Regions from separate parts of the Homo sapiens genome. Here region 1 is linked to region 2. Evidence: read pairs that join two places in POLR2A ChIA-PET (ENCODE). Cell type or tissue: Caco-2. All regions are shown on one strand. Links, peaks and the distances in the headings refer to the core of each region. The heading gives the core; the rest is flanking DNA.

Region 1 (15,559 bases), core at 4,628-12,627, 53 kb after region 2:
GGCTGATCTCGTGCTCCTGGGCTCAAGCGATCCTCTGATTTTGGCCTCCCAAAATGCTGGGATTACAGGCATAAGCCATTGCAGCCAGCCAGCTATATTTTCATCCAAATGAAACCTTGAGATTGAGCACAGACATGATGACTGCCAGTCCGTTTCAGAGACTAGGCTGGAACTCAGGGCTACTGAGTTTGTGCTCTTTTTTTTTTTTTTTTTTTTTTTTTTTTTTGACAGAGTCTCCCTCTGTTACCCAGGCTGGAGTACAGTGACATGATCTCAGCTCTCTGCATCCTCTGCGCCCCACCGGGTTCAAGTGATTCTTCTGCCTCAGCCTCCTGAGTAGCTGGGACTACAGACACATGCCAGCACGCCTGGCTAATTTTTTGTATTTTTTAGTAGAGATGGGGTTTCACCATATTGGCCAGGCTGGTCTCGAACTCCTGACTTCGTGATCCGCCTCGGCCTCCCAGAGTGCTGGGATTATAGGCGTGAGCCACTGCACTCGGCCACACCTGGCTAATTTTAAAATTTTTTGTAGAGATGGGGGTCTTACCATGTTGCTCAGGCTGGTTGAACTCTTTTTTTTTTTTTTTTTTTTACCCTTGAGACAGAGTCTCGCTCTGTTGCCTAGGCTGGAGTGCAATGGCACAATCTCGGCTCACTGCAACCTCGGCCTCCTGGGTTTAAGTGATTGTTCCGCCTCAGCCTCCCAAGTAGCTGGGATTACAGGCATGCTCCACCACGCTGGGCAAATTTTTGTATTTTTGTGGAGACGGGGTTTTACTGTGTTGGCCAGGCTGGTCTTTGAATTCCTGACCTCAGGTGATCCGCCCGCCTTGGCCTCTGAAAAGTGCTGGGATTACAGGCATGAGCCACTGTGCCTGGCCTGAACTCTTTTTCTTTTTTTTGAGACAGTCTCGCTCTGTCACCCAGGCTGGAGTGCAGTAGTGCAATCTTGGCTCACTGCAACCTGAGCCTCCAGGGTTCAAGGGATTATAGTAGAGACGGAGTTTCGCCATGTTGGCCAGGCGCATCTTGAACTCCTGACCTCAAGTGATCCTCCTGCTTCGGCCTCCCAAAGTGCTGGGGATTACAGGCATGAGCCACCGCGCCAGGTCTGAACTCTTGGCCTCAAGCCATCCTCCCATTTCTACACTCCCAAAGTGTTGGGATTACAGGTGTGAGCCACTGCACTCAGCCAAGATACTTTAGACTCTACTAAGGCCATATTCATCAGTTGCTTTAAAGTAATTTGTATCTTATTTGGCCATTGAATTCAACCTCTAGGTAAAAATTAGGAGCTTTCTATGAGGGTCCATTATATGCTAGACATTGTACCTCATGCTTTAGTTTTTTTATAACCTTGGTAATGTTTTTAATTTACACAGGAGGAAATGGAGGCTCATTTAATTTGGCCAGTTAACTTGTAAGTGGCAAAGCAAGATTCAGATGTAGGTTGATCCCATTCTAAAACCTTTGCTTTTTCTACTTGCATATTAGAAAGCTAGTTGGGCTAAGTTTTAGTTTAAGCAGAAAGTAAAGAATGGCATGTTTCTGAAAGTTGCGTATTTCTGAAAGTTAGTGCTTCTCTTGATTTCATTGCCTCTGTGGAGATAATATAAAGGATATAGTTGTTGGAGCCAAGCAGATTCTTTAGTTGGGTAAAAGCTGTGAAACCTGGCTCCGGAGACTCCACTAGTTCCTTAGCTGAATACCGGGGAATACATAGTAAGCTCTGAAGTTTTAGTTCTTGCCTCCAATGAGATTAACATTTGGGAGACTAAATGTGTAATGTATTTGTGCTTTTCTTCAGTCTTCAAAAGGACTAGTTATTGCTTTTATAAATTTCTTCCATATTTTATGCTTGACGTTATGCATGGTACAGAAATGTCTTTGTAAAATTGGAAGAGCTGTCTACTGTGTGGAAAAGGTGTTTGAGTCTAGAACACAGGATTTAATATATGTGTGGATGACTAAGAGTCTGCTTTTGTAATCATTTGAAATGCTTCCCCTCCCTGTTGTATTATTATTTTTTGCATTATTTTCAGATTTATTTGGTTGGAGAACACATTTTTGAGGAGAATCATTCTGTGAAAAAAAAGGAGCTGGACATACATAACTCAAGAAAGAAAAGAAAGTGGTACTAAATAGTAAATTATTGACTGGACAGAGTGTTAGGTGCTTGGGCTTTTTTTCTTTTTTTTTTTTGACACAGAGTCTTGCTTCTGTCACCCAGGCTGGAGTGCAGTGGCGGGACTTCGGCTCACTGCAACCTCCATCTCCGTGGTTCAAGCAGTTCCCTGCCTCAGCCTCCTGAGTAGCTGGGATTACAGGCGCACGCCACCAAGCCTGGCTAATTTTTTTGTATTTTTAGTAGAGACAGTGTTTCATCATGTTGGCCAGACTGGTCTCGAACTCCTGACCTCAGGTAATCCTCCTCCTCGGCCTCCCAAAGTGTTGGGATTACAGGTGTGAGCCACCACTCCTGGCCTGGGCTTTAATTTCTAATATTGGTACTAGCCTCTCCTATTAGCACTGTGCCTTTGGGCAAATCATTGTGCCTTACTAAGCTCCATTTCCTAGTTCTTAGGCTAATTGATTTAGCTTTGGGCAGTTCACTTAGACACAAGCAAACAAACTTTACGCCTCAGTTTATATGTAAAATGAACAGAATGACCAGGTGGCCTGGTTTTCCCTGTACTACCCTGGTTTGTTATGTCCTCCTTTCTATCTTCTAGGTAGCTTTCTTTGGCCCATAAATGACACAGTAATTTTGAGGATATTTTTAGTATCTGGTTAAAATCAGATTTTGTTGAGCATTGTATTTACTTAACACTGGATGCCTGGCCGGGTGTGGTGGCTCATGCCTGTAATCTCAGCAAGTTGGGAGGCTGAGGTGGGTGGGTCACGTAAGGTCAGGAGTTCAAGACCATCCTGGCCAACATGTCAAAACCCTGTCTCTACTAAAAATACAAAAAATTATCTGGGTGTGGTGGCATGCACTTATAATCCCAGCTACTCAGGAGGCTGAGGCAGGAGAATTGCTTGAACCTGGGAGGTGGAGGCTGCAGTGAGCCGAGATCGCACCACTGCACTCTAGCCCGGATGACAGAGAGAGGCTCTTTCTAAAAAGAACTGGACGCCTTTAAGTGAAGCATGCATTCTCTAGCTTACTTTGTGCTCTTTTTTTCTTTCTTTTTTTTTCTTTTTTCTTTTTTTCCTTTTTTTTTTTTTTTTTTTGAGAAAGGGTCTTGCTCTGTCACCCAGGCCAGAATGCGGTGGCACACTCACAGTTCACTGCAGCCTCAACCTCCTGGGCTCAAGCAATCCTCCCACATCAGCCTCCCAAATAGCTGCAGCTACAGGTGCATGCCACCATGCCTGGCTAATTTGCGTCATTTTGGTGGAGACAGGGTTTCGCTTTGTTGCCCAGGCTCATCCGCCTGGGCCTCTCAAAGTGTTGGGATTACAGGTGTAAGCCACAGCACCTGGCCACTGTTGTTTTATACCCAGCTCTCTTAGTTTAAATTACCTGTCTGCTTCTGAGCTCATTAGCAACGTCTAATGACAATAGTCTAAATGCTAGCAGATGAGAATAATCAATTAACCCTACAAATTCAGTTTGGGTTTTCCTGTTCTCATTTTGTCCTTAATCTTAGCTTTTTAAATTTTGATATATAGTAAGCATTCCTTCAGGATTCTAAACTGTCTTAATGATTATTTTATTTGTTTAGAGATAGGGTCTCACTTTATCACAGAGACTGGAGTGCAGTCGTGTGATCATAGCTTACTGTAGCCTTGAACTCCTGGGTCCAAGTGATCCTCCCACCCCAGCCTCCCATGTACCTGGGACTAGAATCTCATGCCGCTGTGCCTGGCGAGTTAAGAAAAAAAAAAAGTGCCAGGCGCGGTGGCTCACGCCTGTAATACCAGCACTTTGGGAGGCCGAGGTGGGCAGATCACCTGACGTCAGGAGTTCAAGACCAGCCTGACCAATATGATGAAACCCTGTCACTACTAAAAATACAAAAATTAGCCGGGCGTAGTGGCATGTGCCTGTAATCCCAGCTACTTGGGAGGCTGAGACAGGAGAATCGCTTGAACCCGGGAGTTAGAGGTTGCAGTGAGCTGAGATCATGCTATTGCACTCCATCCTGGGCAACAAGAACAAAACTCTGTCTCAAAAAAATATATATATTTTTTGTAGAAACTGGGTCTCGCTATGTTGCCCAGGCTGGTTGCAACCTCCTGGCCTCAAGTGACTAGTAATCCTCCCTCCTTGCCCTCCCACAGTGGTAGGATTACAGGCATGAGCCACTGCACCCAGCCTAAGTGATTATTATAGGCAAAATAATAAGTCATTGGTGTGTCATTTTTTTTTTTTTTTTTTTTTTGAGACAGAGTCTTGCTCAGGTTCAAGTGATTTTCTTGTCTCAGCCTCCTGAGTAGCTGGGAGTACAGGCTTGTACCACCAAGCCCGGGTAATTTTTGTATTTTTAGTAGAGACGGATTTCATCATGTTGGCCAGGCTGGTTTCAAACTCCCGACCTCAGGTGATCTGCTTGCCTTGACCTCCCAAAATGATGGGATTACAGGCGTGAGCCACTGCACCCAGCCTTTTTGTTGAACTTTATTTTTTTATTTTATTTTATTTCATTTTGAGGTGGAGTTTCGCTCTTGTTGCCCAGGCTGGAGTGCAATGGCATGATGTCGGCTCACCGCAACCTCTGCCTCCTGGGTTCAAGTAATTCTCCTGCCTCAGCCTCCCGAGTAGCTGTGATTACAGGCATGCACCACCACACCTGGCTAATTTTGTATTTTTAGAAGAGACGGGGTTTCTCCATGTAGGTCAGGCTGGTCTTGAACTCCCGACCTTAGGTGATCCATCTGCCGCGGCCTCCCAAAGTGCTGGGATTACAGGCTTGAGCCACCACGTCCGGCCAGTGCAGATATCTAAAAAGATAAGGACTTTAAAAACAACAATCTTACTACCATTATTACACCTGAAATAATAGCAGTAATCCTTTTATATCATCAAATATTCAGTCACTGTTAAAATGTCAGACTGTTGGCCGGGCACCTTAGGAGGCTGAGGCAGGTGGATCCCTTGAAGGCAGGAGTTTGAGACCAGCCTGGCCAACATGGTGATACCCTATCTCTGCTATAAAAATTAAAAAAATTAGCCGGCTGTGGTGGTGTGTGCCTGTAATCCCAGCTACTCGGGAGGCTGAGGCAAGAAAATCACTGGAATCCGGGAGGCGGAGGCTGCAGTGAGCTGAGATTGTGCCATTGCACTCCAACCTGGGTGACAGAGCAAGACTCTATCTCAAAAAAAGAAAAAAAAAAAGGACTGTCAAAATTAATAGCTCAAGACTGTTCAGTTTTCAAATTAGGATCCAAATAAAGCTCATACATTGCAATTGGTTAATTTTCTTGTCCTTTTCATCTGTAGTTCTGCTGTTACTTTTATTCACTTGCAATTTACTGTTAATCCATGGACTTTGTAGAATTTTTTACATTCTGGATATATATATATATATATATTATTATATTATTTTATATATATATATATATATATATATATATATATATTTTTTTTTTTTTTTTTTCCCAGTTGCATCCTCTTGCATTTCCTTGTTTTAAAATAGTTATTGTCCCTCAGGAACAAACTGAAAGGGCAAGAACCACAGCCTTATCAAGGCCTCTCTTCAAAGCCTCTCCTTGTTTTGGGTCAGTAGAAATGATTATGGATGTCTTACCTGCTGGCAAACTTTTAGGTCTATCCCTTAAACACAGTCCTAAGTTTAGTATTGCAGACATAAGAAAATTGAACCACTCAAGACTATTTGCAAAGAGCAAAAGCCTTCAGCCCAGGCTTCTGAAGAGGTAGTTCTTCACTCCTCATAGTTATAAAGCCACCTGGAAATCCTTAAAAATCTTCTTGCAGAAGCTTTTAAATGGGGGGAAAAAAGTGAAAAATCCTGAAAGGTCTTTCTGAATCATTTTTTTTTTTTTTGGAGCAGGGGATGTGACAGGAAATAAGGAATCATGAAGTAAGGGTTTATGCTCGAAAATGCTTGTGTAGCTGGGTGCAGTGGATCATGACTGTAATCCTAGCATTTTGGGAGGCTGAGGTGGGTGGATCACTTGAGGCCAGGAGTTTGGGACCAGCCTGGCCAACATGGCGAAACCCCATCTCTACTAAAAATACAAAAATTAGCTGGGTGTGGTGGTGTGCACCTGTAATCCCAACTGTTCAGGAGGCTGAGGCACGAGAATTGCTTGAACCTGGGAGGCAGAGGTCGCAGTGAGCTGAGATTGTGCCACTGCACTCCAGCCTGGGTGACAGAGTGAGACTCTATCTGAAGACAAAAAATAAAAACTTGTGTGGCTGGGCATGGTGTCTCTTGCCTGTAATCCCAGCACTTTGGGAGACTGAGGCAGGAAGATCACATGAACCCTGAGGTTTGAACCAGCCTTGGCAACATACTGAGACCCCATCTCTTAAAAAAATGCTTGGGCATTTTAATTTTGTGGTATGTGCATATTAAAGGGGGTAGCTAGCTGTATTTCAGAATTGATGTTTTTACAAATACTGTGTGTGTGTACATGGGGGTACTGTTGGATTAAAAATAATTGATGATTTCCTTAGGAAACTTCAGTTTTCACTAAGTTCTTGAAAGCAATTTGTAGAAAATTTACGTGTTTTTTGAGGAAATATAAACCAAGACAATGATTTCTTTTCTTTACAGAGACCATGAAACGTATGGTGCAATAGCCCTACTTTTGGTGGGAAAAATATACAGCCATTCTGGTGAAGCAGTGAGTAGTGGTATCAGTAGCTTATACTACAGTGTCCAGGTTGAGAACTTAGGCCCTCAAGTAGTATGCTTGAATGATTGTGTTGTGGTACATTATAAGTAATATTTTTTTGGTGATTATTCTGCTTATATGCCAAGATGTCAATAAAGGCTTTACACAGTGAAACAGAGAAGAGGCAAGTGCCAGTCACTCCCTGACCCACACAGCTTTAGGACGCCCACTACTGTGCAGTATGTGTTGAGAGTGAGCTCTTCCATTGCATGTTGCATTAATATGATCTTTTTCAGAAGTGATTATTAGTTGGGCATTAAACCTGGTTTCATTCTGAGTCTAAAGAATCCTCCGGGCCACTCTGCCTATGGGGTAGCCCTGCTCTGTCTATGGAGAAGCTACTCTAGAAAAAAAAGAAAAAAAAAATAATCCTGTAACAAATTATGGAATTAAAAATAAAACTTAAAAATATATTTTATACACTAGATGTGTTATACACAAACTATGCTAGGCATGTTTTATTGGACTTGGGGTTTCCTTTTTTTTTATTTTTGAGATGGGTCTCGCTTTTGTCGCCCAGGCCAGAGTGCAATGGTGCAATCTTGGCTCACTGGAACCTCCGCCTTTCGGGTTCAAACAATTCTTGTGCCTCAGCCTTCCTAGTAGCTGGGATTTCAGGTGCCTGCCACCATATCCGGCTAATTTTTGTATTTTTAGTAGAGACAGAGTTTCACCATATTGGCCACGCTGCTCTTGGACTCCTGGCCTCGGCCTCCCAAAATGCTGGGATTACAGGCATGAGCCACCGCGCCTGGCCTGGACTTGGGGTTTCTGATGAGGTTTTCAACCTCTTACTGTAAATAAGACTGTACTTTACTGTGTACTATTTTAAAGTAAAGCTCTTGTTGAAACAAGGTCTAATCTTCCTAAGATCAGGTTTTCTGTGGGACTACTAAAGAGTTTATATATTATGTGCTTATCTTCACTGTAATGGCTGAGTTAATTTCATATTGATAAAAAATGAAAGATGTGTTAGTAGTTATTTTTGTCTATAAAGTGCATCATTATTTCCTGGTATTTATTTACCCTGTTTTCCCTAAATTCTTGAGTAAATTCAGACACACAGTACCAGAACAGAAGCTTGTTGTAGTGGCAGGTATTGCAAGAAAGTAATTGGAGATTAAGTTATATTCTAGGTAGATTTAATATAGAATGCCTTTACTAAACACTTTTGGGCAGTGGTTGTCAAAAGAAATGTGCATAGATTTCTGAGCTTCATTCCATCATTTTGCATTTTAAACAAAGTGATTCTGATACAGAAGATTCTTGGACCATATTTGGAGATAACTGATTTTTAGGGGGTAGTTTGCCAAAGTATTTAATAGAACAATCAATTTGTTAAGCCTGTTTTAAAGGTTCCCGGTTAAGGCCGGTCACGGTGGCTCATGCCTATAAATCCCAGCACTTTGGGAGGCCAAGGTGGGTGGCTCATTTGAGGCCAGGAGTTTGAGACCAGCCTGGCCAACATGGTGAAGCCCTGTATCTACTAAAAATACAAAAAAATTAGTTGAGCGTGGTGGTGTGTGCCTGTAATCCCAGCTACTTGGGAGGCTGAGACATGAGAATCACTTGAGCCTGGGAGGTGAAGGTTGCGTGAGCTGAGATCTCCCCACTGCACTCCAGCCTGGGTGAAAGAGTGAGACTCTGTCTCAAAAAAAAAAAAAAAAAAAAAAGGTTAATGGTTAGTTAACAATGAGACATAATTACAAACTAAGCAATGTATCATGTGGGGATGGGCAACTCGGGTGGCTGATCTAAATCCTTATTGTAGAGCTGGTGATTAGTCTTGCAAATGATTTCCTGAATCTATAAGTTTAAGCAGTCCATAATTTTCATTTCTTTACCCTTGAACCAATTTTATGTAGTTGACTTACTATAGAATAGTGGATTTTAGCCTTTTAAAACTCATAATCCCTATAATACTTAATTTCACTTTTTTGCATATTTCTTGTTTTTTTAATGTGTGAGGTTTTAAATTTTTGTTTATTTTTTCCTGCATATTTAATCTAAGAAGGTTGCCAAGTTTTACTTTCTGTGTTTTATAGTAGCTACTATGTATTTTCAATTTCTGTGCTAAGTCCTGTGCCAAATACTTTGTTTACATTGTTTCATTTAACTCTGGCAAATCTGCTGAAGTAAATTCTATTAATCCCCATTTCATAGATAGACACCAAGGCTCAGAGGTTACTTAAGCAAAATTGCCTAAAATTGTAAATGGTAGATAATAGTAGATATATTCAAGATGCCTTTTTGAATGATACAAAATTTTCCGGGGTTTGAAAACCTTGTTCTAATTAAAATGTACTTAACTATATTTCGCCATACCACTTAGTTTATAGTTTTGCTGGGGAGTTAACCTGGCAGTTAGAAATAAGAGTTCTCTGTTCCTCACTCAACCAGGCAACAGCTATTTGCTGTAAACATAAATTGCTCTTCAGTTCAATATAGTGAACTTTGGACATTTTTGGAAATCATATTTCTTCTACATGGTCCTGGGTCTTAAATTAGATAGCATGCTGTTTTGCCTTGATTGGCTTGGATTTGGCAGTAGTGAAACCTACTTGTTCATAAGAGGAAGTACAAATTGTCAGCTTTGAAGCCTGTTAAGCACAGGTCAGTGTTTAGTAAGTGCTGGATGACTGAATTTGAAAAGGATTTCAGACTAAAATAAGTTGTTAGGTAACCTTTCTTTGAGGAATTTTTTTTTTTTTTTTTTTTTGAGATGGCGTCTCATTCTGTCACCCAGTCTGGAGTGCAGTGGTGCGATCTTGGCTCACTGTAACCTCTTTCTTAATCTTTTTCTCTTTCTCTCATTAGCACCTGGGGCTGATGGCTTATGAGGAAATTGTTATAGTCTTTTAGTAGGTAAGTTTTGTCCCTATAGTCCCCTTCTGGCATGCTTGCTTTCTTTTTTCCATTTTTGTTCTTTTTTTTTTTTTTGAGATGGAGTCTCGCTCTGTCACCAGGCTGGAGTGCAGTGGCGCGATCTCGGCTCGCTGCAACCTCTGCCTCCCTGCAACCTCTGCCTCCCAGGTTCAGGCGATTCTCCTGCCTCAGCCTCCCGAGTAGCTGGGACTACAGGCGTGTGCCTCCGTGCCCGGCTAATTTTTTATATTTTTATTAGAGACAGGGTTTCACAGGATGGTCTCCATCTCCTGACCTTGTGATCCACTCTCCTCAGCCTCCCAAAATGCTGGGATTACAGCTGTGAGCCACCGCGCCCAGCCTGTTTTTTTTTTTTTTTTTTTTTTTTTGCCTTAGAGACAGAGTCTCTGTTGCTCAGGCTGGAGTGTAATGGCATGATCATAGCTTACTGCAGCCTTGAACTCCTGGTCTCAAGTGATCCTCCTGCCTCAGCCTTCTGAATAGCAGGGACTACAGGCCTGTGCCTCCACACCTGGCTAATTGTTTTATTTTTAGTAAATTGTTTTATTTTTAGTAACAACAATGTCTTGAACACCTAGGCTCAAACGATACTCCTGCTTTGGCCTCCAGAAATGCTTGGATTACAGGCGTGAGCCACAAGGCCTGGCCACCAGTATGCTTTCTAAACATTATTGAAAAGGGCTCATATTTGAGAATGTAAGGGAAAGGGAATTATTTTTGTGTTCTTCTTTGTAATTTTAAAATGATGGGATCAGACTAGAATAGCTGTGCTTTAAGTTTGTTTGTTTGTTTTTGTTTTTTTTGAGAGGGAGTCTCACTCTGTCGCCCAGGCTGGAATGCAGTGGCACGATCTTGGCTCACTGCAAACTCTGCCTCCTGGGTTCAGGCAATTCTCCTGCGCCAGCCTCATGAGTAGCTGGGATTACAGGCATCCACCATCACGCCTGGCTAATTTTTTTGTATTTTTAGTAGAAATGGGGTTTTGCCATGTTGGCCAGGCTGGTCTAGAACTCCTGACCTCAGGTGATCCACCCGCCTGAGCCTCCCAAAGTGCTAGGATTACAGGTGTGAGCCACTGTGCCTGGCCACGTTTTTAACAAAGTAATTTAGATACATTTAATTACATCACTAGACAGAAGACTTCACTAGCCTCTCTCTCTGTCCTTTTTTTTTTTTAGAGGCAAGGTCTTGCTCTGTCATCCCGCCTGGAGTGCAGTGGTGCCATCATGGCTCACTTCAGGCTTAACCTTCTGGGCTCAAGCGATCCTTTCACCTCAGCCTCCCAAGTAGCTGGGACCACAGGCGTGTGTCACTACACTCAGCTAATTTTTTGTAGAGGCAGGGTCTCCCTGTGTGGCCCAGGCTGATCTCAAAATTCCTGGCCTCAACCTCCTAAAGTGCTAGGATTACAGGCATGAGCCATTGCTATCACTCTCAGCCAGTCTCCTCTTTTTCTTTTTTCATTTCTTTTTTTTTTTTTTTTTTGAGACAGAGTCTCACTCTGTTGCCCAGGCTGGAGTGCAGTGGTGCATCCCGGGTCACTGCAACCTCCGCCTCCCAGGTTCACGCCATTACCCTGGCTCAGCCTCCTGAGTAGATGGGATTATGGATGCACACCGCCAGGCCCTTCTAATTTTTTTGTATTTGTAGTAGAGGTGGGGTTTCACCACGTTGGCCAGGCTGGTCTTGAACTCCTGGTCTCAAGTGATCCACCCACCTCGGCCTCCCAGAGTGTTGAGATTACAGGCATGAGCTACTGCTCCCAGCCAGCCTTCTTATTAAGAGACTGGTTATTCTCCGTCTATCATACTCTTAAACTGGCAGCCCTCTCCACTCAGGCACACTCACCAACATGCCCTCCTCTTTTTCTGCCAGATGGATCACCTTTATTTTATTGCTTATGTAAGCCTCTGAATCCTTAATAATATTCAGAATGGATAACTAGTCTTCACCATTTACCACTCCCTGTTTTGCTCTTCACTTAATCTGCTTGAGCCTTTCTAGGTCCCATTCCCTGCAAAGCCCATTTCCTGATCACTAATCCACGGTGATTTATTTCCTTCCGAAGACTGTAACCTCATTTGGCATTGACTGGTACATTCTGGTCTCACCTACTGAAGCTGTGTCCTAGGGCTGAGACTGTTTTATACTATCAGACCAGTTAGCATACTTGTTTTTTAAACATTTTATTTATTTTTAAGAGATGGGGGTCTCACTGTGTTTCATATAGACTTATGCTTAGTGATAATTGAGGTGAATTTGCTGGCATTTACCACTTAAGTTGGATAGATTTTCTTTTTTGTGTGCTTTCTTTGCATAGAAGTATTGGTGGAACTAAGTAAACTGAATTCATGCTTTTAAAAAACACTTTTTTAGCTTCTTATTTTTAGATAGTTTGAAACATAGCAGAGAATTCTTGGAAACTCTTTCTAGAGTCACTCATTTGTAACATTTTGCCACATTTAATTTGTCATTCTCTATGTAAATAAATTTGTTTCCTGAACTGTTTGAGACTGAGTTGAAGACATCATTCTCCTTTACTTATGCTGGAGCATTTCTTTTCTAAGATCAAAGGAAAACTATAGCCACAGTATAGTTTTCAAATTAAAGAAACATTGATAGAGTACTTTACTTTGTATCTCATGTTTCATTATTTCTTCAATTTTTCCGATAAAAATTTCCTTCAATGTGTTTTTTATTCTCTAGTAAATGATTATGTATTACATTTACTTGCAATATAATTATGTAGCAATTATGTAATAAGGACTGTTCCTCAATTTGGATTTGCCTGATATTTACTCCTGAGAGATTTAGGTTATGCAGGCAATGTTGTGTTCTCGGAACACCACATCTGCAGGCCCATGATAGCCATGTGCCCTCATTGGCAATGTGTACTTTGATTCTCCCTCAAGTTAGGGTGTTGTCCTGTTTCTCCGCTATGTAATTACTGTTTCCCTTGCACTAATAATTCTTTACCAATGTACTGCTTCTCATAAAACTTTCCCCTCTATATTTAGCTAGATATACATTTATTTTTTTCATTGTTTCATATTTTAATTTTTTACTTAATTATGAGATCAGGTCTCACTGTGTTGCCCAGGCTGGACTTAATTAAACTCCTGGCCTCAAGTGATCAGCCTCTTGATTAGCTAGTATTATAGGCTTGAGCCACCATGCCTGGCTGCATTTTTTTTTTTTTTTTTTTTTTTTGAGATGGAGTCTCGCCTGGTTGCCCAGGCTGGAGTGCAGTGGCATGATCTGTAAACTCGCCTCCTTGGTTCAAGTGATTCTCCTGCCTCAGCCTCCCAAGTAGCTGGGATTACAGGTGTCTGTCACCACCCCTGGGTAATTTTTTGTATTTTTAGTAGAGATGGGATTTCAGCATGTTGGCCAGGCTGGTCTTGAACTCCTGACCTCAGGTGATCCACCTGCCTGGCCTCCCAAAGTGTTACAAGCGTGAGCCATTACACCTGGCTGCATTTTTTTTTTTTTTTTTTGACACCAAGTTTCACTCTTATTGCCCAGGCTGGAGGGCAATGGTGTGATCTTGGCCCACTGCAACCTCTGCCTCCTGGATTCAAGTGATTCTCCTGCCTCAGTCTCCCAAGTAGCTGGGATTACAGGCGCATGCCACCACGCCCGGCTACTTTTTGTATGTTTAGTAGAGACTGGATTTTGCCATGTTGGCCAGGCTGGTCTCGAACTCCTGACTTCAGGTGATCACCTGCCTTGGCCTCCCAAAGTGCTGGGATTACAGGCATGAGCCCCAGTGGCCGGCCACGCATTTTTTTTTTTTTTTTTAATAGTTGGTTCTTTCTATGTTGCCCAGGATGGCCTCGAACTCGGGCTCAAGTGATGCTTCTGTTTTAGCCTCCTAAATACTTTGGACTATGGGCATGCCTGTCTTAGATGCACATTTTTAAAAGTTTTTTGAAATTGTAAAAAAAAAAATAACAAAATGTATTTTAACCATTAAGGATACAGTTCAATAGTGTTAAGTACATTCACATTGTTGTGAAACAGATCTCCGGAAGTTTTTCATCTTGCAAAACTAAAATTCAATAGTTTTTAAACAACAGCTTCCCATTTCTGCTTCTCCACCTGCTGTCAACCATTCTACTTTCTGCTTCTGTGAATTTGACTACTTTAGATACTTTTCATGTAAGTGGATTCATACAATATCTTTTTATGATTGGCTTACTTAATGTCTTCAAGACTCATTCATGTTGTAGCATGTGCCATGATTTCCTTTTTTTTTGAGACAGAGTCTCACTCTATCACCCTGGCTGGAGTGCAGTGGCGTGATCTCTTCTCACTGCAACCTCTGCCTCCTGGGTTCACACAATTTTTGTGCCTCAGCTTCCCCAGTAGCTGGGATTACAGGCATGCACCACCATGCCCACTAATTTTTGTATTTTTAGTAGAGACAGGGTTTCACCATGTTGGCCAGGCTGGTCTTGAACTCCTGGCCTCAAGCAGTCTGCCTGCTTCAGGCTCCCAGAGTGCTGGGATTACAGGTGTGAGCCACCACACCCAGCCTATGATTTCATCCTTTTTAAGACTGAAACTATTATTTTGTATAATATATTTGTATATCTATATATCTCTATCTGTCTAGCTCATACTTTGTCCTTTCATATGTCAGTAGACACTTGGGTTGCTTCCACCTTCCACCTTTTTGGCTAATATCTCTTTGAGATCCTGCTTTCAATTCTTTTGGATATGTACCCAGAAGTGGGATTGCTGGATTGTATCGTAATTCCATTTTTAACTTTTTGTAAAATTTTCTTTTGCATTTAGCTATTTCATTTTTTCTCAGGTTAAACTTTGACATCGTAACCAGTCTCACAAAGAGATGAAATATGAACCACAATAAGCTTGCTTCAGTTTTACCTCTTCCGTGATTTAGTTTGCTGCTGTTTGTAAGGCAAGGTAGTTTCTAAAATCATTGGCTCAAAATAAAATGAATCTGGATATTATTGTTTTTTTCTTTTTCCTTTTTCTGTAGAGACACCATCTGGCTATGTTGACCAGGCTGGTCGTGAACTCCTGGCCTGAAGCTATCCTCCTGTCTTGGCCTCCCAAAGTGCAGGGATTATAGGCATGAGCCACCATTCCTGCTCCTGGCCTTTTTTTGTTTTGTTTTTGAGACAGGGTCTCTGTCACCCAGGCTGGAGTGCATTGGTCCAATCATGGCTCAAGCAATCCTCCCACCTCAAGCCTCCTAAGTAGCTGTGACTACAGGCATGTGCCACCACGCCTAGCTAATTTTTATTTATTTATTTTTATTATTATTTTTTGAGAATGAAGTCTCACTCTGTCTCCCAGGCTGGAGTGCGTGCAGTGGTGCGATATTTTGACTCACTGCAGCCACCGTCTCCCAGGCTTAAACCGTTCTCCTGCCTGAGCCTCCCCAGTAGCTGGGACTATAGGTGTGCGCCACCATGCCTTGCTCATTTTTGTATTTTTAGTAGAGATGGGGTTTCACCATGTTAGCCAGGCTGGTCTCGAACTCCTGACCTCAGGTGATCCGCCTGCCTTGGCCTCCCAAAGTGCTGCGATTACAGGCGTGAGCCACTGTGCCCAGCAACACAAAGTAACTGTTAAACCCTAGTGTTCTTCCCCCTTAAAATTTTGGCACTGGCCAGGTGCAGTGGCTCACGCCTGTAATCCTAATACTTTGGGAGGCCAAGGAGGGCAGATCAGTTGAGGCCAAGAGTTTGAGACCAGCCTGGCCAACATGGCGAAACTCCATCTCTACTAAAAATACAAAAATTAGCGGGGCGTGGTGGCACACACCCAC
Region 2 (15,559 bases), core at 4,773-12,772:
GTTGCTTGCTGTCTGTATGTTCTTACATGTAGGAAGCAGCCCTCATCAAAACCAGCTTGTCAAACAGCATGCCAGCCACCCTGTTCCCTAATAGGGAATCTCTACCCACACCAACTCTACCCCAGCTAATTCCTCTTACAAGCCACAGCCTCTCCCATCCCTTGGATTTGGCACCTCATATTGCTCCTTTGCTTGCCCGGAAAGCTCTTCTTCTACCCTCTCTCCTGCCTGACTCCTCATCCTGTGGAATTCAGCTCAAAGGTCACTTCTTTCATGAAGCACCTATGTCATGCCTACTGCCTCCCCCTGGTCTACAGGCTGCTTCTCGGTACTTACCTCTAATATAGCACTAATCACTTTCTGATGAAATTTTTTTTACTGGTCTGTTTTCCTCACCAAAATCTAAGATCTCTGAGGATAAGAACTTCATCTTTGAAAACAGTTGGTGTTCCATACATTTGCATTGAATTGACAGATGAATGAAGGACACTACTAGGACCCATGGCATTCTCTTTGCGGGTTTGTGCTCTAGAAATCAAGTTTCCCTAGGGTATATGCTGTTGTCAGAGGCATTCAAACCAGAGCGACTCCATCTTGAACAGGAGCTGAGTAAAATAATGCTGAGACCTACTGGGCTGCATTCCCAAAAAGTTAAGGCATCCTTAGTCACGCGTTGATGAGATAGGAGGTCGGCACAAGATACAGGTCATAAAAGACCTTGCTGATAAAACAGGTTGCAGTAAAGACACCGGCCAAAACTCAACAAAACCAAGATGGTCATGAAAGTGACCTCTGGTCATCCTCACCACTCATTATACACTAATTACAATGCAGTAGCATGCTAAAAGACACTCCCACCAGTGCCACGACAGTTTACAAATGCCACGGCAACATCAGGAAGTTACCCTATATGGTCTAAAAGAGGGGGAACCCTCAGCTCCGGAAATTGCCCACCCCTTTCCTGAAAAATCATGAATAATTCACCCCCTGTTTAGCATATAATCAAGCAATAAGTATCCTTAGTCCAGCAGCCCAAGCTGCTGCTCTGCCTATGGAGTAGCCGTTCTTTTATTCCTTTATTTCCTTAATAAACTTGCTTTCACTTTATGGACTCTCCCCAAACTCTTTGTTGTGTGAGGTCCAAGAACCCTCTCTTGAGTTCTGTATCAGGACCCCCTTTTCCGATAACACCGGGGGTGCTGACAGGGCAGAAATGCAGCCAGGATCCTTGAGATTTCATTGGCAAATCCCTCCAATTCCAAGCAATCAGGGTGGGTTTTAAAGGGCCCCAGGTTCTTTGCTGGCTTCTTTCTGCCTTGAAGAAAATGAAGTAGAATTTAGTTCTTAGGTAAATCATAGACTTGTGTAGAATGTTGGAGTCATGGAAGCTTAGATGAGCAGGTGGAGACGGGGCAGGGAAAAGTTTTCCTCTACCTTGTTAGGATAATGACTGGGGGCCTGCAAATTAAACTGACAAAAGACAGATTAGCATGAGAAGAGACGGATTTAATCATTTAATCTTATCCTTAAAGGAATTCACACAAAAATGTGACTCAGGAAGGCATTAGAATTGGGAGTTTATATACCATCTTAATAGAGGAAGGAAAAGGGAGAAGGGCACTTACAGGAACACGTGACTTTTAGGAAAGAGAGATGGGCCCTTAGGAGAATAGATGGGAGATATGATAATTTTGTGACAGTCTGTTTAGGTGTGGTGACTTCTAGCCTTCAGAGATAACAGTCAATCTTCCCTGATTGCTCTGGGAGGGGATTTATAATTGAGTTCTTTTGGGAGGCTCTACTTTTAGGCAGATCAAAGATTTCAGGAACTCAAATCCCTTCTGCTCATAATAATTTTTATGCCATGGCAGCATATTCTAGACCCCTTCACTGAAAAGTCCAGGGATTAGATACCAACTACATCATTTAAAGCTGGATCTAGGAGCTCAAACCATTTCATCAAGTCTCAGTTATTTTTCTGTCTCTTACACATGTCAATTAATCAATCTGTTGTCCTCTCCCTCCCTCTCTATGCTGTCTTTCTCTGTGATGGCTTCATTCTCTGGCAAGCTCCTCCCATGTCAGGACCAGATGGCCCCCAGCACCTCCAGATATGCATCAAGCCAATTGCTGTCAATTTTACTTTTCCCAAGAGTTCCAGCAAAATCCCTTGGATTGGGTTTCACTGGATCCAGCAGAAGAAGAAGTCTGCTGATTGGCCAGGCCGGGCACACATGCCCACCCTCAAGCTGGGAGGGTGGAAAAGCAAAGTCAGCCTCACCCAAACCGCATGGACTGAGTGGAGGCGGGGTGGTTTCCCGGAGGATAACTAGGGTGCTGCTAACAGAAGGAGCAGAGTGGATGCTCGGCAAGGGAAAACCACAGATGTCCTCTGTACAGAGTGACTCTACAGTGTAAGAAAAGCTGAATCACAGAGTCATGGGATCACAGAGTCTCAGGAGACCCCTTCAAAGTGGGCTCCTCCAGTTCTTTCTGTGGCAGCTGCTTGCCCGGTGCCTCAGGGAGCCCCATGCTGTCCCTGACTGATGCCTGAGTGCTGGGCAGCCTGGGGAATCGGGGCGAGGGTCCCCCTGGCATTCCCCCCTCCTTCCTCACTGCTCTTCTGCTGGAAGATTCTGGGTCACAGCTGCCCACCAGGCGCCTTGTTTATGCTCCTTCCCAGCGAGCTCTGGGTTCTGGCCATCTGCCAGGCTGGCTGCCAGCCACACTGACCACAGACTACATTCTCTCTCCCTGACACACAGGCCCAGTCGGAAGGACATCCGGGGCTCCTCCAGGGATAGCAGCAGGCCAGGGCACAGAGAGCGGTCCTCTTGGAGGCCGAGGCCTCAGGCCTCTTCTAGACTAGGATAGTGGTCTCCCCTCTCACCTTCCACCAGAGCCACAGCCACGCCTCTCCAGCAACACACTGGAGCATGCAGTTCAGATCTGCTCAGACACTCTTAAGGCTTGGGCCATTACGTTTCTCCCAAGTGAGAGCCAGCAGCAAGAGGAAAAGAAGGGTTAACCTAAACAGAGCCTTACTGAGTAGAAAGGCCAGACCTTCTTCCTCTCCCCGCAACTGGGTCTCAAAGAGATTCCCCAGTGACTCCTGCTATCCCTTCTTCTTTTCCTCCTTCCCTGTTCACTGCTCTCTCCATAGAACATTCCAGCAGAAAGACAGCTTTAAAAACACCTAATCTGGGATAGCTCAGTGGCTCACGTCTGTAATGCCAGCCTTTTGGGAGGCTGAGGTGGGCGGATCGCTTGAGCCCACAAGCTCAAGGTATGCCTGGGCAACATAGGGAGACCCTGCCTCTACAGATAATTTTTTAAAAAATTAGCCAGGCCAGGTGGCACAGACTTGTGGTCCCAGCTACTCAAGAAGCTGAGGCAGGAGGATCACCTGAGCCTGGGAGGTTGAGGCTACAGTAAGTCATTATCGCACTAGTGCACTCCAGCCTGAGTGACAGAGGAGACCCTGTCTCAAAAGAAAAGAAAAAAAAAAAAGCCCGGACACGGTGGCTTACACCTGTAATCCCAGCGCTTTGGGAGGCTGAGGTGGGTAGACCACGACGTCAGGAGATTAAGACCAGCCTGGCCAAGATGGTGAAACCCCATCTCTACTAAAAATGCAAAAAATTAGCCAGGCATGGTGGTAGGTGCCTGTAATACCAGGTACTCGGGAGACTGAGGCAGAGAATTGCTTGAACCCGGGAGGCAGAGGTTGCAGTGAGCCTAGATCTCGCCACTGCACTCCAGCCTGGGCTACAGATGGAGACTCTGTCTCAAAAACAAAACAAAACAACACAAACAAACAAAAAACCCACCTAATCTGGAGATGGCAGGCTGGCAGCTCACAGTCCAGAATACGTTGTACTTGGCCCTCCTACTTTTTAAGAAAAATTTGAGCCAAAGTTTTAATAATCGGGAAATTTCAAATAAAAATTGATGTGTTCAATTTCTCTAGAAAGTGTGTGAGATCTGCTAACATTGGGCATCCATGTCCACATGGCACCAATCAGCATATGCTGAGTGCCAGTTGCCCTAAAGACAGAGTGGGCATCCTACATGTTCCCCATAGACAGTCAGCAGGCCCCTCTTATTCCCCTCCACTGAGACCAAGTGCCAGTTGTCATTTTCCTTCACTCCTTTTTTTTTTTTTTTTTTGAGACTCAGTCTTGCTCTGTCACCCAGGCTGGAGTACAGTGGGGCAATCTCAGCCTGCTGCAACCTCGGCTTCCCAGGTTCAAGTGATTCTCTTGCCTCAGCCTCCTGAGTATCTGGGATTACAGGTACATGCCATCATGCCTGGCTAATTTTTGTATTTTTAATAGAGATGGGGTTTCACCATGTTGGCCAGGCTGGTCTCAAACTCCTGACCTTAAGTGATCCACCTGCCTTGGCCTCCCAAAGTGCTGGGATTACAGGTGTGAGCCACCACGCCCCGCCATCATTTTCCTTCACTCTTGCATTTTTTTTTTAATTACTTTAGATAGTCTGCCTCTACGGATTCATCAGAAATAGGAAACGAGACTGAGAGTGTGGCATGTTTCAAGGAAATCAGAAGAGAACCTACGTGTTTATAGAGGAAATGAATATTCCTAGACGTTTCTATTATTGGCATGACCCCAGTGTAAGCATTTGCATTTGTAACCCCAATCTCATCAACCGCCTGCTAGTTTGCAGTAGGACTCATCTAGGCCCAGAAAGGTATATCCAGTCCCTTGGCCAAGGCTGGGCTGAGTCAGAAAAAAGGGGATGTAAAGGGGGTTTGGGGTTCCCTCCATCCACACCTGCTCTCAGCATAAATGAAGACATCTTTTCAGAAGCAACATCACCGTCATCTCCATGCCTCTCACTTTAAGGGGGAAGTTAGCCAGGCTTGGTGGCACATGCCTGTAGTCCCAGCTACTCAGAAGGCTAAGATGAGAGGGTTGCCGGAGCCCAGAAGTTCGAGTCCTGCCTGGGCAACATAGTGAGATCCCATCTCTAAAAAAATTTTAAAAAGAGGGAGCCAGCCGGGCATGGCAGCTCACGCCTGTAATCCCAGCACGTTGGGAGACTGAGGTGGGTGAACCACCTGAGGTCAGGAGTTCAAGACCAGCCTGACCAATATGGTGAAACCCCGTCTCTACTAAAAATACAAAAATTAGCTGGGCATAGTGGTGTGTACCTGTAGTCTCAGCTACTTGGGAGGGTGAGACAGTAGAACTGCTTGAACGCAGGAGGCGGAGGTTGCAGTGAGCTGAGATGGTGCCACTGCACTCCAGCCTGGGCAACAGAGCAAGATTCTGTCTCAAAAAAAAAAAAAAAAAAAAAAAAAAAAAAAAAAAAGGGCTGGCACAGTGACTCACGCCTGTAATCCTAGCACTTTGGGAGGCTGAGGCGGGCAGATCATGAGGTCAGGAGTTCAACAGCAGCCTGGCCAACATGGTGAAACCCCATCTCTACAAAAATATGAAAATTAGCTGGGCGTCATGGCGGGTGTCTGTAATTCCAGCTACTTGGGAGGCTGAGGCAGGAAAATCGCTTCAACCCAGGAGACGGAGGTCGCAGTGAGCCAAGATCGTGCGACTGCACTCCAGCCTGGGCCACAGAGCGAGACCCTGTCTCAAAAAAAAAAAAAAAAAAAAGCCTTTGAGGAAAGAAGGGTGGGAAGGACCAAAGGCCATCATCTGAGGAACCGTCTAGGAGCTGGGAGCTGACCTGTTCTCAGGGCTCCAGGCTCACTGCAGCGATGCCGGGAAGCTGACTTCTCACCAGAGGGAAGAAGTTTCTGTTGAATCTTGTTGTTTGAATGGGCTGCCTGGAGAGACAGGAAGTTCCTGCTCTTGAAGACCATCAGGAAAGACACAAGACCACTGGGGAAGTTGTAGGAAGAGTTAAGATAGAGGGTCTGGGTTGAGCCGACGTTATTTTTTGGAGGATCTCTGATAAATATCAGAGGCTTTGGGAGCCCCCTAAAATTACAAAAAGTTACATGTCTTAGGAGAGCATTTATGACTTTTTTCAGATTCAAAGGGACACCTGAGCCTACAAAAAGGTTATCATCCTCAAAAAACAAAACATAGAACTACCATATGATCCAGCAACCCCACTGCTAGGTATGTGTTCAAAAGAAAGGAAATCAGTTTGTCCAGAGCTATCTGTACCCTTGTGTTTATCACAGCACTACACAATAGCCAAGATATGTAATCAACCTCAGTGTCTGATATGGTTTGGCTGTGTCCCACGTGAATCTCACCTTGAATTGTAACAATCCTCACGTGTCAAGGGGAGGGCCAGATAATTGAATCATGGGGCGGTTTCACCCATACTGTTCTCCTGGTAGTGAATAAGTCTTACGAGACCTAATTTTTTTTTGTTTGTTTGTTTTTGAGACGGAGTCTCACTCTGTCTCCCAGGCTGGAGTACAATGGCGCATTCAGCTCACTGCAACCTCCACCTCCTGGGTTCAAGCAATTCTCCTGTCTCAGCCTCCCGAGTAGCTGGGACTACAGGCGCCCACCACCACGCCTGGCTTATTTTTGTATTTTTAGTAGAGACAGGGTTTCACCATGTTGACCAGGCTAGTCTTGAACTCCTGACCTCTGGTGATCCACCTGCCTCGGCCTCCCAAAGTGCTGGGATTACAGGCGTGAGCCACAGCGACAGGCAGGAGTTGCCATTCTTTACTCCTTTACTTTCTTAATAAACTTGCTTTCAGACCGGGCACAATGGCTCACGCCTGTAATCCCAGCACTTTGGAAGGCTAAGGCGGGCAGATCACCTGAGGTCAGGATTTTGAGACCAGCCTGGCCAACATAGTGAAACCCTGTTTCTACTAAAACTACAAAAAAAAAAAAAAAAAAAAAAAATTAGCCAGGCCTGGTGGCAGGTGCCTGTAATCCCAGCTACTCGGGAGGGTGAGGCAGGAGAATAGCTCGAACCTAGGAGGCAGAGGCTGCAGTGAGCCAAGCGTGCCACTGCACTCCAGCCTGAGTGACAAGAGCCAGACTCTGTCTCAAAAAAAACCAAAAAACAACCAAAAAAAACTTGCTTTCACTTTACTCTATAGACTCTCCCCAAATTCTTTCTTGCATGAGGTTCAAGAAACTTCTCTGGTGGTCTGGATCAGGAGGACCCCTTTCTGGTAACAAAACCAAAAAGTACACACATAACCAACTTCAGTTAAAGACAAATGTCAAGAATACAATAACACCAGGTCGAACGAGAGAGAGTGAAGAGATGGGGCTGTCATGGGCAGGATTCTCTGAGGGGGTGCTGGCTGAGTTTCCCTCCTGCCAGCTGCCAGCGAACTTAAAACCCCACCATGGCCTTCATTCCTCAGAAGATCCCCAAGAGGAAGCTGTTTCATCCTTGTTTTACTGTGAGGGAATGAGGCTTCCGGAGGTTAAATAACTTACCCAGGCGCAGAGCTTGGAAGTGGCCTGCAGGGATTCGAACCACCACACCCCTTGCACTGCAGTCTGTTTACTTCTCTGACATTGTGTTGGCTCCATTGTGAAATGAGTGGGTTGGCCTAAGACTCCTAAAGGGTCCTTCCTCTAAAATCATATGTATAGAGAGTATACAAAGGAGATCTGTCGGCAACTGACACCTCGGAGAGCAGGTGTTCGGGCTATTTTCTCTCCCCACAAGGAATAAAATACTAATTATGACATGAAAACTGAGAGGGCCAGGCTTACTGATTTTCTACTGCTCATCAGGGGATTCAGAGAAAGCGTATCAGTGGTTTAGCAGCTGCAGAAACAGGTCGGTAGTTAAGATACCAAATGCAAATACCTCAGGCTCGGAAATTCCTGCCCTGTTGAAACAAAGGACAGGATCTCAGGCGGTTTGCTCGCAGGGCTCCCGCAGGTGGACCGTCCCAGCCAGGAGCTTAGTGTGTGTGGGAGCCTGCTTCTAGATGTTTATGGTCAGTGGGTTCACACTCACTCACAGGAGCATCCTCCTCTGACTCTGCAGCCAAATCTGAGTCCCACGTGGCCTTGGCTGTGAAGCTGCACCCCCGACTGAGACCACAGACCGCGTTTGCCAACTTGCTTGTTCTGGCCTCCGAGCTCTTGGATTCTCACTTTTTTGAACTACATCTAAGAAAAAGTGGTCATAATAAATATTTGGCTCCTAACTGACCTTATAAGATGATGCCATTTGCTAACTGACCTTATAAGATGACGCCATTTAATTTTTTTTAACTGTGGTAAAATATATGTAACATAAAATTTACTTTTTTTTTTTTTTGAGACAGAGCCTAGCTCTGTCACCACACTGGAGTACAGTGGCGCGATCTCAGCTTCAATGCAACCTCCATCTCTTGAGTTCAAGCAATTCTCCTGCCTCAGTCTCCCAAGTACCTGGGATCACAGGCACATGCCGCCATGCCCAGCTGATTTTTGTATTTTTAGTAGAGACGGGGTTTCACTATGTTGGCCAGGATGGTCTCTATCTCCTGGCCTCGTGATCCGCCCACCTCAGTCTCCCAAATTGCTGGGATTACAGGTGTGAGCCACCGTGCCCGGCCTTTTTTGTTTGTTTGTTTTTTGAGACAGAGTCTTGCTCTGTCGCCCAGGCTGGAGTGCAGTGGCACAATCTCGGCTCACCGCAAGCTCTGCCTCCCAGGTTCACGCCATTCTCCTGCCTCAGCCTACCGAGTACCTGGGACTACAGGCACCCACCACCACACCCAGCTAACTTTTTGTATTTTTAGTAGAGACGGGGTTTCACCATGTTAGCCAGGATGGTCTCGATCTCTTGACCTTGTGATCCGCCCGTCTCGGCCTCCCAAAGTGCTGGGATTACAGGCGTGAGCCACTGCGCCTGGCCTCAGAGGGGTCTTTTTAAAGTGCAAATCCAGAGGCTGGGAGTGGCGGCTCACGCCTGTAATCTCAGCACTTTGGGAGGCCAAGGTGGGTGGATCACATGAAGCCAGGAGTTTGAGACCAGCCTGAGCAACATGGCGAAACCCCGTCTCTACTAAAAATACAAAAATTAACTGGGCGTGGTGGCAGGCGCCTGTAATCCCAGCTACACAAGAGGCAGAGGCAGGAGAATGGCTTGAACCCGGGTGGCGGAAGTTGCAGTGAGCAGAGATCATGCCACTGCATTCCAGTCTAGGCAGCAGAGTGAGTGAGACTCCATCTCGAAAAATAAATAAATAAATGAAAAATAAAGTACAAATTCAGTCCTGCCGCTGGACTGATAAAAACTCTTCAGTGTCTTCCTGAGAGCCTCAAGAAAAAGTCTAGGCTGGCTTATAAATTCCTATGTGTTCCTGCTCATGTCTCCCTCTTCATGACAGTCAGACAGAAGACTCCCAATGCAGCCTTCATCCAGGGTTTCTCCACTTTGACACTATTGACATTTTGGGAGAAATCATTCTTTTTTTTTTTTCTTGAGCTGGAGTCTTGCTCTGTCTCCCAGGCTGCAGTGCAGTGGCGCAATCTCAGCTCACTGCAACCGCCGCCTCCCAGGTTGAAGCGATTCTCCTGCCTCAGCCTCCTGAATAGCTGGGATTACAGGCGTGTGCCACGACGCCTGGCTAATTTTTGTATTTTTAGTAGAGATGGGGTTTCGCCATGTTGGCCAGGTTGGTCTCGAACTCCTGACTTCAGGTGATCCGCCCGCCTCAGCCGGATTGTTGGGATTACAGGTGTGAGCCACCGCGCCAGGCCAAAATCATTCTTTGTTGTTGGTGCTGTCCTGTGCATCTCAGGATGTTCTTTGGCTTCTACCCACTAGATGCCAGTATCACCTCTCCCCAACCTCACCTCCAGTCATGATAACCAAAAGTTTCCAGCCACTACCAAGTGTCGCCTGGGGTACAAAATCAGCCTACACCCGCTCTCTGTCCTTGGTGGCTACAGGAGCATTTACTTACCTGGCAAAATCTCACAGTCTTCAGGTTTCTCTCCTAAATGGCCCCAACATGCTGTACCTGTGTTTTCCCCACTAGACTGTGAACATCCTGAGGACAAGGACCATGTCTAATTCATCTCGGTGTCCTCAGCAGCACGAGTCAGAAGCCACTTGTCAGAGTTTCTCTGCTTTGTGGGAGGAGAGGGTGGTATGAACAGGTGGAAGACAAGTCTCTTGGTGTACACATTTGCCGGCTGTGTCTGTTTACATTCCATTTATGCAGTTCCTGCTATATGTAAGCAAAAGGTACAAGTAGCATCTCAATTTAATTTTTGAAACCTTATGTGTTAGGGATTCTGATCCCATTTTACAGAGAAGAAGAAACCAAGGCATAAAGAGAAATGACTCGGCCAGGCACAGGGGCTCACACCTGTAATCCTAGCACTTTGGGAGGCCAAGGTGGGCAGATTGTCTGAGCTCAGGTGTTCGAGACCAGCATGGGCAACATGGTGAAACCCCATCTCTATTAAAATACAAAAAAAAAAAAAAATTAGCTGTGTATGGCGGTGTGCGCCTGTAGCCCCAGCTACTCGGGAGGCTGAGGCACGAGAATTGCTTGAACCCAGGAGGCAGAGGCTGCAGTAAGCTGAGATCATGCCACTACACTCCAGCCTGGTGACAGAGCGAGACTCCATCTCAAAAAAAAAAAAAAAAAAAAAAGAAAAGAAATGACTCACCCAAGATTCCATATAACCTGGAAGTAGCATGGCTGGTATTCAAACCCGGGATTCTCTGGTTCTAATGCCCCTGTTCCTATCAGTTTCATATTCTCCTCCTGTTGTGATTGTAAACCTAGAGGCTCAAATTCATCAGAATATCAGGGTTAGGTGGACCTTTAGAATTGCACCATTTCAGGCACATGCTGGTAGGTCCTAACCTCTGTGCTAACTCCAATCCATTGGTGGTAGCTGATGAGAACACTGTGTTGACAATAATTCTGAGGCTGATTAACACATGTACCATCATCAATTGGCAAACCCTGCCATGGCAGGGGTGTGTGTGGCGGAATGTAGGCTGTCAGCCATCCCAGAACTGGTCCAAACCCCTTACTTCATAAGTGGAGAAACCAAGGCCCAGAAAGCTGATGACCAAAACCTGTTACTGTCTTTTTTTTTTTTCTTTTTTTGAGACAGAGTGTCACACTGTTGCCCAGGCTGGAGTGCAGTAGCATGATCTTGGCTCACTGCAACCTCTGCCTCCCAGGTTCACGTGATTCTCCTGCCTCAGCCTCCCGAGTAGCTGGGACTACAGGTGCCCATCACCACACCTGGCTAATTTTTTGTATTTTTAGTAGAGATGGGGTTTCACTATGTTGGCCAGTGTGGTCTCGAACTCCTGACCTCGTGATCTGCCCACCTCAGCCTCCCAAAGTGCTGGGATTACAGGCGTGAGCCACCGTGCCCGGCTACTATCTGTCTTTTTAAATATTATAGCCATCTAGTGACTGTGAAGTGTTATCTCATTGTAGTTTTGATTTGCGTTTACCTGATTGCTAGTGATATTCAGCATCTTTTTGTAAGCTTCTTGGCGATTTGTCTATCTTCTTTGGACAAATGCCTACTCAATGTCTTTGTCCTTTTTTTAAAAAAAATTTTTTTCAGATGGGGTCTCACTATGTTGCCCAGGCTGGTCTCAAACTCCTGGGCCCAAGTGATACCTGCCTTGGCCTCCCAAAGTGCTGGGATTACAGGCATGTGGCCACTGCACTTGGCCTTCTTTGTCCATTTTTAAATTGGGTTGTCTTATTATTATTATTATTTTTTGAGACAGGGTCTCACTCTGTCATCCATGCTGGAGTGCAACGGCATGATCTTGGCTCTCTGCAACCTCCGCCTCCCAGGCTCAAGTGATCCTCGCACCTCAGCCTCCCGAGTTGCTGGGACTACAGGTGTGTGCCACCACACCCGGCTAATTCTTGGTAGTTTTGTAGAGATTGGGTTTCGCCATGTTGCCCAGGATGGTCTTGAACTCCTGAGCTCAAATGATCCACCTGCCTTGGCCTCCCAAAATACTGAGATTATAGATGTGAGCCATTGTGCCCTGCTGGGTTGTTTCATTATTATTGAGTTGCAGGTGTGTGTGTTTTTTTTTTTTTTTTTGAGACTGAGTTTCGGTCTTGTTGCCCAGGCTGGAGTGCAATGGCATGATCTCAGCTCTCTGCAACCTCTGCCTCCCAGGTTCAAGAAATTCTCCTGCCTCAGCCTCCTGAGTAGCTGGGATTACAGGCATGCGCCACCACATCAGGCTAATTTTGTATTTTTAGTAGAGACAGGGTTTCTCCATGTTGGTCAGGCTGGTCTCGAACTCCCGACCTCAGGTGATCCGCCCATCTCTGCCTCCCAAAGTGCTGGGATTATAGGCATGAGCCATCGTGCCTATCTGTAAGTGTTTTTATACATTCTAGATACAACTCCCTTATCAGATGTATAATTTGCAAAAGTTTTTCCCCATTCTGTGCGTTGTCTTCACTTTCAACACAGGCTTTAAAACCAGGATTGGGTTCAAATTCCAGTTCTTCTACTTCTCTGTGACCTTAGGCAAGTTATTTAACTTCTCTCACCTTCAATTCCTTATCTGGAAAACAGGCATAAAAATACCTATGTTACAGGCATGCTGTGAAGATAAAAACAGATAAACAGTGCAAACAAAGTGGTATGGCTAGATGCCATACAGGTGACAACCAGCATGGGTAAGTATAACATGGAACAATGAGTAAGTCAGAAAAGCAACAATGCATCAAACTCCCAAAGCCTTCTGGTGCAATAATTCCCAAACTTGTTTTGGGAATATCTAAGAGGGTCTCTAGCCACCTTAGAGGATTCTGTAAAAATCTCAGAGTTAATAGCAATTTATTTTAGGATCAAAACAAAACCTAATGCTGCATGTCATAAAACAGTTGGTTGCGCAAGATACTTCTGTGTGATAGGAATGAGTAATGAAGAGGGGGACAATGGTTAAAAATCAAGCAAATCAAATCAGACATCCAGCGGGCGCAGTGGCTCATGCCTGTAATTCCAGCACTTTGGGAGGCCGAGGCGGGCAGATCACTTGAGGTTAGGAGTTTGAGACCAGCCTGGCCAACATGGTGAAACCCCATCTCTACTGAAAATACAAAAATTGGCTGGGCGCAGTGGCTCACATCTGTAATCCCAGCACTTTGGGAGGCCGAGGCAGGTGGATTGTTTGAGATCAGGAGTTCGAGACCAGCCTGACCAACACAGTGAAACCCCGTCTCTAATAAAAATATAAAATTAGCCAGGTGTGGTGGCACACACACCTGTAATCCAACTACTCAGGAGGCTGAGGCAATAGAATCGCTTGAACCCAGGAGGCAGAGGTTGCATTGAGCTGAGAACGCACCACTGCACTTCTGCCTGGGTAACAGAGCAAGACTCTGTCTAAAAAAAAAAAAAATAGCCGGGAATGGTGGTGGGCACCTGTAATCCCAGCTACTCTAAAGGCTGAGGCAGGAGAATCTCTTGAACCTGGGAGGCAGAGGTTGCAGTGAGCCAAAATCATGCCATTCATTGCACTCCAGCCTGGGCAACAAGAGCAAAACTCCATCTCAAAAAAAAAAAAAAAAAAAAATGCACGGTGGCTCATGCCTGTAATCCCAGCACTTTGGGAGGCCGAGGTAGATGGATCAAGAGGTCAGGAGTTTGAGACCAGCCTGGCCAAGATGGTGAAACCCTGTCTCTACTAAAAATACAAAAATTAGCCAGGCACGGTGGTGAGCACCTGTAATCCCAACTACTCAGGAGGCAGAGGTTGCAGTGAGCCAAGATCGCACCACTGCACTCTAGCCTGGGAGACAGAGCAAGACTCCGTCTCAATAAAAAAAAAAAAAAAAAAAAAAAAATCAGACATCCACAAGCAAAAAATGAACCTCAACCTAAACCTTATACCTTATACACAAGTTAAATTGAAATGGATCATAGACTTACATGTAAAATGTAAAACTATAGAACTTTAAAAAAATAGGTGAAAATTCAGTATCTAGGGCTAGGCAAGGAGTTCTTACACTTGACACTAAAAAGCATGATTTCGCCGGGCTCAGTGGCTCATGCCTGTAATCCCAGCGCTTTGGGAGGCCGAGGTGGGCAGATCACCTGAGGTCAGACCAGCCTGGCCAACATGGTGATACCCTGTCTCTATTAAAAATACAAAAATTAGCTGGGCATGGTGGTGCATGCCTATAATCCCAGCTACTTGAGAGGCTGAGGCAGAAGAATCACTTGAACCCAGGAGGTGGAGGTTGCAGTGAGCCGAGTTGTTGCCACTGCACTCCAGCCTGGGTGACAAGAGCAAGACTCCATCTCAAAAAATCAATCAATAAATAAATACAAATAAAAAGCATGATTTATATAATAAAAACTTCATCAACTGAACTTTATTGAAACTTCAAACTTTTGTTCTGTGAAAGCCCCTGTGAAGACAATGACAAGACAAAGTACATGTTGGAGAAAATATTTGCAAGCCATATATCTGACAGAGGATTAATATCTAGAATATAGCAAAAACTCTCAAACTTGACCGGTTGTGGTGTGCTGTAATCCCAGCACTGTAGGAGGCCAAGGTAGGAGGACTGCTTGAACCCAGGAGTTCAAGACCAGCCTGGACAACACAGTGACAACCCATTTCTACAAAATATTTAAAATACAGCTGGGCATGGTGGTGCACATCTGTAGTTCCAGCTACTCCGGAGGCTGAGGTGGGAGGATTGCCTGAGCCCAGGAGTTGGAGGCTGCAGCAAGCCATAACTGTGCCACTGTACTTCAGCCTGGATGATAGAGTGAGACCCCACTCAACTCAACTCCAACAAACAAAGAACAAAAACAGAAAAACAAAAAACGCCTCAAACTCAATAGTTAAAAAAAAAAAAAAACAAACAATCTGGTTGGAACATGAAGCAAAAGTTCATCAAAGCGAATATATAAATGAGAAATAAGTATATTTTCACATTCAGTATTATTCACCGTTAGGGCAATGCAAATTAAAAACCACAATGGGTTATCACTTACATAAGTATCCGAATGACTAAAATAAAAAATAGTGACAACAACAAATGCTGGTGAGGATGCAGAGAAACTGGATCACTCATACATTGCTGATGGAAATATAAATGGTACAGACACTGTGAAGAACAATTGGGCAGATTCTTAAAAAACTAAACATGCAACTACCATACAATGCTGCAATTGCGCTCGTAGGCATTTATCCCAAGAAAATAAAACTTACAGTTACACAAAGCCTGTATAGAAGTGCATATAGCAGCCAGGCGCGGTGGCTCATGCCTGTAATCACAGTACTTTGGGAGGCTGAGGCAGGTAGATCACGAGGTCAAGAGATCGAGACCGTCCTGGCCAACATTGTGAAATCCCGTCTCTACTAAAAATACAGAATTAGCTGGGGGTGGTGGTGCGCGCCTGTAGTCCCAGCTGCTCAGAAGGCTGAGGCAGGAGAATCACTTGAACCCAGGAGGTGGAGGTTTCAGTGAGCCGAGATCATGCCACTGCACTCCAGCCAGGCAACAGAATGAGACTCTGTCTCAAAAAAAAAGAAAAAAAAGAAATGTGTATAGCAGCATGATTTGTAATAGCCAAAACTGGAATCAACCTACAGGTCTTTCAACAGGTGA

The links. ChIA-PET counts read pairs that join two places held together with the same protein. Peaks named below come from ENCODE experiments on the same cell type or tissue, not always from the same donor. Only the 100,000 strongest peaks of a DNase experiment are listed, where the experiment ranks them.
Region 1: POLR2A ChIA-PET joins it to region 2 with 16 read pairs; 15 of 35 experiments call an interaction of 5 or more read pairs at or near these places.

Annotation. Positions count from the first base shown.
Region 1 is chr5:160,099,805-160,115,363 of GRCh38, reverse strand. The region is part of intron 1 of PWWP2A (PWWP domain containing 2A); the gene reads left to right. Among named protein-coding and RNA genes, the nearest start is that of PWWP2A, 12 kb to the left of the region's middle. RefSeq lists a silencer at 9,345-9,545. In Caco-2, for the core only: no CTCF peak of the experiment used is centred there; no DNase peak of the experiment used is centred there.
Region 2 is chr5:160,152,498-160,168,056 of GRCh38, reverse strand. No RefSeq gene overlaps it. Among named protein-coding and RNA genes, the nearest start is that of PWWP2A, 41 kb to the right of the region's middle. RefSeq lists enhancers at 766-1,366, 2,021-2,315, 4,849-5,503, 6,161-6,816, 8,038-8,107 and 1 more and a silencer at 2,021-2,315. In Caco-2, for the core only: no CTCF peak of the experiment used is centred there; DNase peaks (open chromatin) are centred at 7,536, 7,836, 12,281 and 12,586.